Regions from separate parts of the Mus musculus genome. Here region 1 is linked to region 2. Evidence: chromatin contacts called from ENCODE POLR2A ChIA-PET data. All regions are on one chromosome and are shown on one strand. The core of a region is the stretch at or near the end of the contact, and the rest is flanking DNA. Distances in the headings are between cores, read along the strand shown.

The links. ChIA-PET counts read pairs that join two places held with the same protein, here RNA polymerase II (POLR2A).
Region 1: POLR2A ChIA-PET joins it to region 2 with 12 read pairs in embryonic stem cell. The contact joins the promoter of Prmt1 here to the promoter of Fuz in region 2. POLR2A ChIA-PET finds 5 or more read pairs at or near these places in 3 of 5 experiments (Patski and embryonic stem cell).

What each region holds. Positions count from the first base shown.
Region 1 is chr7:44,984,507-44,988,518 of GRCm38, reverse strand. Prmt1 (protein arginine N-methyltransferase 1) reads left to right here and starts at 2,099. Exons shown (of 10, transcript NM_001252476.1): 1 at 2,099-2,236. The coding sequence starts at 2,201. It overlaps Gm15545 (predicted gene 15545), which reads right to left and starts at 1,619. Exons shown (of 2, transcript NR_045266.1): 1 at 1,149-1,619.
Region 2 is chr7:44,894,525-44,898,852 of GRCm38, reverse strand. It overlaps Fuz (fuzzy planar cell polarity protein), which reads right to left and starts at 2,774. Exons shown (of 11, transcript NM_027376.3): 1 at 2,491-2,774; 2 at 2,185-2,306; 3 at 1,854-1,938; 4 at 1,524-1,592; 5 at 1,229-1,333; 6 at 153-350; 7 at 1-77. The coding sequence starts at 2,601.

The DNA of each region.
Region 1 (4,012 bases), core at 850-3,349, 90 kb before region 2:
GCTCAAAGTCAGAATGCATCTCATTCACTGCTATAGATAAAATCTCTTGTCCTAAATGAGAAGCAAGTTTGGTTCCCCAAAGACGAGGAGCACCATGTAAGATGGCAGCAGCCCCAGGAAACTGGGATGCAGTCAGTGAGGCTGAAGTGAGTGAAGGTGGTTGAAGGATTAAGACATCGTCCTGGAGGTGGCAGAAGGCCTCATAAGGCCGTGGGCTGAGGGGCTGGTAAGTTGTAGAGAATGACAGAAGCACCAGGGCAGAAGGTGACACAGAAGGTGTCGAGGGGGTAGGGGTGGGGGAGATTGACACAGAGCAGAAAAGGCCCTGGGGCTATTGAGATAGGGGGACAAAGTAGGACAGGCTGGAGTCAATCAGATCATCTGAGAGAGGCACAGGCAGGCTAGATCTTCGACTTCTGGGCCAGCCCTGTCTACAGAGTGAGTTCTAGGACAGCCTAGGCTACACAAAGAAAAAGAAACTTTGTCTCAAAACAAAAAGGCTGGAGAGATGGCTTAGCCATTTAGAGCACTGACTGCGCTTCCAGAGGTCCTTAGTTCAAATCCCAGGAACGATATGGTGGCTCACAACCATCTATAATAAAGGGATCCAATGCTCACTTCTGCTGTGTCTGAAGACAGCTGTTGTACTCACATAAAATAAATCTTAGAGGAAAAAAAAATCATACTGAACTGGGCGTGGGAAGCATGCCTTTTGGGAAGGCAGAAGCAGGCGGATCTATGAGTAAGAGGACAGCCAAGGATACACAGAGAAACACTATCGAGGAAAAACGGGAAAAAAAGGGGGACCATATTGGCTGGGCAAGATTTTCATAGGCCTTAAATCTCAGCACTTGGGAGACAAAAACAGGTTGATCTCCACGGCGAGTTCCAGGCCCAAGGCACAGTGAGAATCAGTCAAACAAAAGATCTACCAGATTGTAAGTGTTGGTCTGCAGCAGAGGGTAAAGGTGCTTGCCGCTAAGCCTGACGACTTGTGTTCAATTCCCTACACTCACATCGTGGGAGAAAGGACTCCTGTTCATTGCTTTGTGACCTCCATACGTGCAAGGCACACACGAATGCATGCTCACACTATACAAAGTAAGTGTTAGGCGTTGGAAGGAAACAGGTCAGATGTGCTCGCGTACCTTATGCGGAAGCTCCCACTGGAGGGCTCATACGGGAGTTTAAAGGATCTTATGTTTGGACCATAGACTGGTGGGACTGAAGGCAAAGGGAAGGTTCACGAATCCAGCAACTGACATCCATCCTCAGGGAAGGAGTAACTTTCTGCAGATTCAGGGAAATTTCCTGGAAGAGGTGGCGTCCGAATTGCCGGTGATTGACGTGTAGGAGTTGGTCAGACAAAGGACGCTGGGTGTTTCCCGCAGAGGACCTGGAGGCCACGAGGAGGCCACAGGTGTTCAGAACTTGGCGCCTTCCAGCACAGGGGTGGGAAGCTCACAGCGAATCATGGCTGGTTTCGGAATCACAGACTAGAATGCGCCCTCATCCACGTCTCAGGAATTGGGGTTTTCCCTATAACTTAACGCGCCCACGCTCCCCAGTTCCTCCAGAAAACATCCAAGACCGGGGTAGGGGGTATGGGGGAGAGGAATCCACAGAATGGTGATGATTGACATTCCTAAGAGCCAGTTGCTGCTGCCCAAAGCTCTGCCTGCTTCCTTATGGGCCAATGGCCCCTCTTCTTCTAGGCCTGTCGCTTAAACAGGGTGGCGTTAGAGCCGCGAACGTCACCTTTGGCTCAGCCAATATCAACGAGGGAGGAGGGGATTAGCTTAATGATAGACAAGTCAGTTTCTAGACGTCCGCTTAGCGCGGAGCCCGCCGGGAAGCTCCAGGGCGGAGCTGGCCAGAAAGGGGCGGGAAGATCTGGTGAATTTTACCCAATCGTCACACGTGCTGGGTGAGACAGACAGGCAGTTGTTCTCTTCCTAGCGGACAGGAGGGGGCGGGCCTTTAAACGCTAGGGGGGCGGGCACTTTATGTTTGATAGGCGTGTCTGTCATCCAATTGAAATATGAAGCTCTCAGATGGACGGCTTTACAGACCAATGAGAACTTATGGCGGGGTATCGGGGGCTGGGCTGAGGACCCTCTGGTAAAAGGCGGTCCCCGGTCGAGCCGGGGGGAGAAAAGAGAGAGGGGGGGGTCTCGGAGGCCGGAGGACTCGGGTGAAGATGGCGGCAGCCGAGGCCGCGAACTGCATCATGGAGGTGAGTAGCTGGGCTCTTTAGGCCCGGGGGCGGCGCGAGACGGGTGGCCCACGGCCTGAACTGTGGGGACGGGGCCTTTTGATGTGCCTGGCTTCGCGTTGGTCCGCATCGGGGGATGTGTTCGATCGTGACGGGAGAGATCTCGGCTTTCGGTGCTTTGGGACCCGCAGCCGAGCCGAGGACTGTCGCACGTGGTCGCGGGCCGGGGGCGCTTCCAGCCGGGCCGCACGTGGTCTCGCAGAGTAGCGTGGGGAGGGGGGTGTGCCGCCTCGAGGGGCCCCGTGGGCTCCACGTGCAGGACAAAGGCCCCGCCCCCAGCCCGATGACCTGGGCTGCACTCAAGGGGTCCAGGGGTTGCCACCCGCTCTCCCTGGCTCGGCTGTGGATGTCCATGCAGCCCGGGCTCTTTGCACCCGCGTGGGGCCTGAGAACATCAGTCCCCAGCCTCCCTTTCCCCAACTCTGTGTTAGCCTTGTGCAGCGGGGGGGGGGGGGGGGGGGGATGGGCATAGCCCTGTGACCTCTCTTTAAGGAGATGGTGGGGAATCTCATCCGAGGAGATCCGGATCCGTCGCCGGGCACCCCCTCGTGGTCACTATGGGCGTGTGAGAGGGGCGTCTTTTTTCATGGGGCGTGGCCCAAGCCCACCCCTTCATGGGAGGGCCCTCGGGTGGATGGATAGTCAGAGGTCAGTGGTGGGGGATAAAGGAGTTCGGATGGCCATGGGCCTTAACCTCCACAGAGCTCCATTTTTACCAACTTGAATGTGGCAAGGGACCCCTTTTTGAACATTTCCGCCTTTTTGCCTAATTTCCCCCCAAAACAGAATGAAATTCTAGCATCTGCCTTGCTTACCTGCTTATCGTTGATTGTTCGATCCTAAGCTGTATTCCTCAGTCTACTTTTTACTTAGTTTAATTAAACAAATGTGCCTGAGCCTGGCGGTGGTGGCGCACGCCTTTGATCCCAGCACTTGGGAGGCAGAGGCAGGCAGATTTCTGAGTTGAAGGACAGCCTGGTCTACAGAGTGAGTTCCAGGACAGCCAGGGCTACACAGAGAAACCCTGCCTCAAAAAAAAAAATGTGCTTGGCCTTGAACTCACCCTGTAGCTGAGTATGGCCTTGAACTTGCCATTTTCTTTTGACTTCTGAGTAGCTCATCATCAGGCTTGTAAGGCAGGTCCTAGACATGGGTTTCAAGCTCTCTTCAGTCATTTGTCAACCTTCTGGTGTCCGTCTGTACTATTGAAAAAGTGGGGCCCACGTGGGAATCTCACCTCCCAGGCTGTGGGGAGCTGAGAGCTTGGTTAGGTTGTGACGTTTCTCTGGAAGCCTTGGGTGGCAGTCATTGATGGTATTTAATTTGATGGGGCCCATACCTCTTCAAGTTCTCTGGAGGGGAAGGTCAGTTGCTGGGAAATCTGCCATAAATAGGGATCAGTTAGCCTACAGGGTCACTATGGTGACCCTGGGCCCTGGGACTTGTGGACAGAGAAAAGAAAAGGCTGTTCCAGTGTGGGAACCCAGGTGAGGTGGGGAATGGGCTGGACCCAGTTTTCCAAGGCATATATGATACCTCCTCAGAAAGGCAGGGAAACCAAAGAGGTCAGGTTGCCTCTGTGTGTTGGTGTGGGTGTGAGTTGGTGGTATGCCTGCTGCTTTGGTGGTGTGCTACGTCTCTCTAATGGAATCCTCTTAGGACAGGCGACAGCACCCTTCCCTTCCTACCCCTCCCTCCAGTTTATTCATGGCACTTCAGCCTGGCATGTGTGTCAGG
Region 2 (4,328 bases), core at 1,525-4,024:
AGGGGCGGGCGCGGCCCGCACAGCAGACACAGCTCCAGGCCACGCAGCAGCGTCAAGGTCAACAACCTGTGTGGGACCTGTAGCCGGGCACAAGATAGGGCTAAGCATGGCCCCGCCCTGCTGGAAGCCCCGCCCTGGTCCCGCCCACTCACCGTGGGGCTCCCGTGGGGCAGATACACCGGGTAGTCTCGAGCAGCTTGTGGTGGCAAGGACCCCACCAGCCAGGGGAGTAGTACAGCTTCAGGCATGCCTAGGCGCCACCAGCCCTCTGTCGCTGCCACCACTCGGCCTGATACAAGCAGGCTGACAAAGGCTGTGCCAGTGGCCTCTGCAAACCCTGAAAGGGTTTCCTGGTGAAAAGGTCAGACTAGATGTCATAGGGCAAGGAGGGACCTTCCCGGCTAGTCAGGGAGGGGAAGAGCAGCCATGAGACCAGAGACACCCTAGCACGCAAGGCTGCCAAGCTCCTGTCTCACACCCTCTCTGTGAACGAGAATACTTTAACCTTCCTGATCAGTCAGCACTCTCAATTCTCCATACACTTATTTTATCTGTTTGTTTGTTTGCTTCTTAAAATTTATTTCTCCTTCAGTTATGGGGCTGCTCCTGCCAAGTCATACTGAATTTTTGAGTCATGTGTTCACTGAGCTGCCTAGGCCGGCCTTAAACTTTGCATACTCTCCCCAGCCTCCAGAGTAGCTGGGGTGACAGGCCTGCACCAGGAGGTCCTGGGATGCCAATAGTTTTAACAACAGCATCTAAACTTGCTGAGAAGGCACAGTCCTGACCTACGGAAGCTCTGAGGTCAGGACATGCTGCCAGGAGAGGCATAACTTTAGCAAAGGAAGATTGGGCAGGCATGGTGGAGCACGCCTTTAATCCCAGCACTCAGAGGCAAAGGCTGGTGGGTGTTTGTGAGTTGTAAGTTGGAGGTCGGCCGGACTGGCCTACAGAGAGAGTCCCAAGACAGCCTGGGAGCCCTGTCTTAGAATGGGGTGAGGCGGATTTGCCTAGACAGGGTTCCCTGCAAGGCAGGAAGGCAGGGTGCTTGTGAGGCCGAAGCTGCAGGACAGGAGGCAAGCAGTCAGTGTACCCTGGTGAGAAGGTTCCAGGTAAAACTTGATTCCAGGATGATAAGAGGGAGTTAGGACAATGTCCAGAGAAAGAAAACAAAGGAAGGCTGAGCAGAACCGTGGGGACACAGTTATTTCTATAGCTGCCCCAATACCTGCATGGCAGACCCCTCTGGAGGAATGACACAGTCCACACACTGGGTCAGGTCTCCGATGAGTTCTGAGTTCCCCAGGAAGCTGTCGATGAGACAGTAGCTGGCCTGGTAGAGGAAAAGAGGCATCTAGGACCCACGTAGGCCAGATCAGCCCAGAAAAACCTGAGGCCAGCTCCAGGATTAAACAAGCTCTTCAAGAACCCATGGGCTTTCCCTATGCATAGTGGGAATTGTAGTTCCAGACAAATGGGCACGACTTAGGGATCCTAACGTCACTCACATCCCACAGCCTCACCCTCAATTCTTTCTTCAGTCTTTCTACATTCCGGATATTGGTCAGCTCCTCAAGTCCCACAATGAGAACCTAGAAGAATCACATAGGACAGCGGGGTCCTTAATAGGATCTAGTCAGAGAGGACAGTATTTGAATGGGTGTTGAGAGGAAGGCCAGGTCTGGATCCCTGTGTATGAAGGTGGAGGTCGGGCTCCTGGACTCCTAGGTATGAGGGAAGAGGGCTGAGGTCTGGATGTCTGGGTGTGAGAAAAAAATGCAGGTCTGGACTAAGGAGAAGAGGCTGGGGGTGCAGCTCTCTTGAGTTTTGGAGAAAAAAGGGCCCAGTCTCACCATGGCCCCAAACACCATGTGGAGCATTCTTTCCAGCCTCAGCTCAGAGGTGCCCTCCTCAGATGACAGAACAATGAGAGTGATACTGTGGGGAGGAAAGAAGAGAAGCAAGAATGAAGTAGAGGTCAGGCCTGGGAAACGGAGCCAAGCGCTTCAGCGTCTCTGGGCTATTCCTATGCTGCTGGCTACATTCTGCTGGGAACGCAGGGATCAGAGAGGGTGAGTAGCTTATCAAAGATTCCCACAGCCAAGTCACCACTGGCAGGACTCTGGGGTCACCTAAGCCAGGAACCACTGCCCAGATCTTGTTCCCTTGCTCCCGCCAAGGGACCTGTCATGGAAGTTCTTCCACACTACGGTTGTGTCTTCCGTTCTTGCAGAGTTCAGTTGCACATCCAGATTCTGGCCGAACATGTGGACTCCATTGAGAGAGCCGATGACAGAGAAAGGAAGCTGAAGAGTGGGGAAGCATTGAGACCTCACTGTCCCACTTTGCCGTCTCCCCACATCCCCCCAAAGTTCTTCAGGAAACCAGGCTTATTAGTCCCCTAAAGGCTCCGAGCCTCTACTCCCTGCACGGTATGCCATCCCAGCTTCCCAAACCCCTTATTTAGACGAAGGAGTCGAATGCCCCCACCTGTTGACGGGAGGGGGCGCCGCCGCTGCTACTCCGACAAAACAGGGGAACCCCGCTAGAGGCTGCGAGGCACAGCAGATGCACCGGGCTTCCCGGCCCCTCATCCCCCATCTGGAAGCCCGCACCCGACAAGTCACCCCCCTGGAGACTCTCGGTGTGGATCTAGGAGCATGCGGGTAGTGAAAGCAAGTCGGCCTGCCGTTTGGAGCCGCCAGAGGGCGAGAAGCCGGATGGCTAAATTCCTGCCTTCATCAACTCAGCCCCTCCAACAGGATTCTTTTTCCGCCCCGGCCGGAAGTCATCATGACCCTAACAAAGATGGCGACAAGTATTGCTTGCCAAGCGTTCAAGTTGTTCCTGGACAGCTTCACATCTTTTGTATAACGAGAATGAAGAATCTAGTTTGAAGATGGTGATGGTGCTAAGGTGTTGCCTACAAACCTTCATGTGTGCTGTAATTACGTGCTAATTTTTTTTTTTTAAACAACTGGTTGAGGATGGGGACAGTGCTAAGGCACTGCCTGGCAACTGCAGCGTGGCCTTTCATTCCATAGTGGGAAATACCCTGCCCCAGTCAAAGATGGCCGTATGCTCAGGCGTTGCCTAGCAACTACCATTCACAATAATTTCTGTTTCAAAACTCCGAACCGCTGTGCCACCGTCTCCCTCTCATTTTTTCAGAATGGTTTGATCCAGGCAGTGTTGCCTAGTAACCACCAAATGAGATGGTTGTTTTTGTTATTAGTGAAAGGCAGAAGAGAACCTTTTCCAAAATCATGAAAACCACGTAATTTCTGTAACGAATTAATGCCAATGATGGTGTATCGTGTCGAAAGGTAAAACACGGAAAACTTTGTTCCATGCAACAATAGAAGTTAGCACCGAGGTAGCAAGACAGATTTTCACAGATATGATCACTGTACTATCACTTCCAAAGCTTTCTTCCAAAGGATGGCTAGGAGCCAGGGAGATGGCTCAGCACATCCCAGGGCTTGCCATGAAGACCTGAGAAGCTTGTAACCCCTGGAATCTTCATGGTAGAATAGAGAGCTCACTCCACAAAGCTGGCCTCTGTACACATGCCATGGCACACGCACTGTAAGAATCAAAATTTATTTTCTAGTTTAAAATAGTATGGCTATTAAAATAGTATGGCTACAGCTTCGTGTCTTTATTTTCTACTTTCTGGGTGAGTTGCAGCCTTTAGGCCTGGTTGGCCTGGAACTCAGGGTAGCTGTTTGGCCTGGAATGGCGAATGCCAGCCACTCTCTTTTTCTTTGCTTTCCTTTCTTTCTCTTTTGCTTGTTGTTGTTTAGTGTATTTTTGAGGTGTGGTCTCATGTAGCCCATGCAGACCTGGGACTTGCCATGTGTCCTTGAAATTCCGATTCCTTTTTCAACATCTCAGTCTCCTTTCTTTCTTCCTTTCTTTTTTCTTTCTTTCTTCCTTTCTTTTTTTTTTCTAGATTTATTTATTTATTTTATATATACGAGTACACTGTAGCTGTACAGATGGTTGTGAGCCATCATGTGGTTGCTGGGATTTGAACTCAGGACCTTTGGGAGACCAGTCAATGCTCTTAACAGCTGAGTCATCTCTCCAGTCCAGTCCAGCCCCCATCTCAGCCCTTCTAATGTCTTTTTATACTCTGTTTGTTTGTTTGTTTGTTTGGTTTTTGAGACAGGGTTTCTCTGTGTAGCCCTGTCTGTCCTGGAACTCACTCTGTAGACCAGGCTGGCCTCAAACTCAGAAATCCACCTGCCTCTGCCTCAAAGGCGTGCACCACCACTGCCCGGCTATACTCAATTTTGATAAGTGCAAGGAATTGAACAATTTTT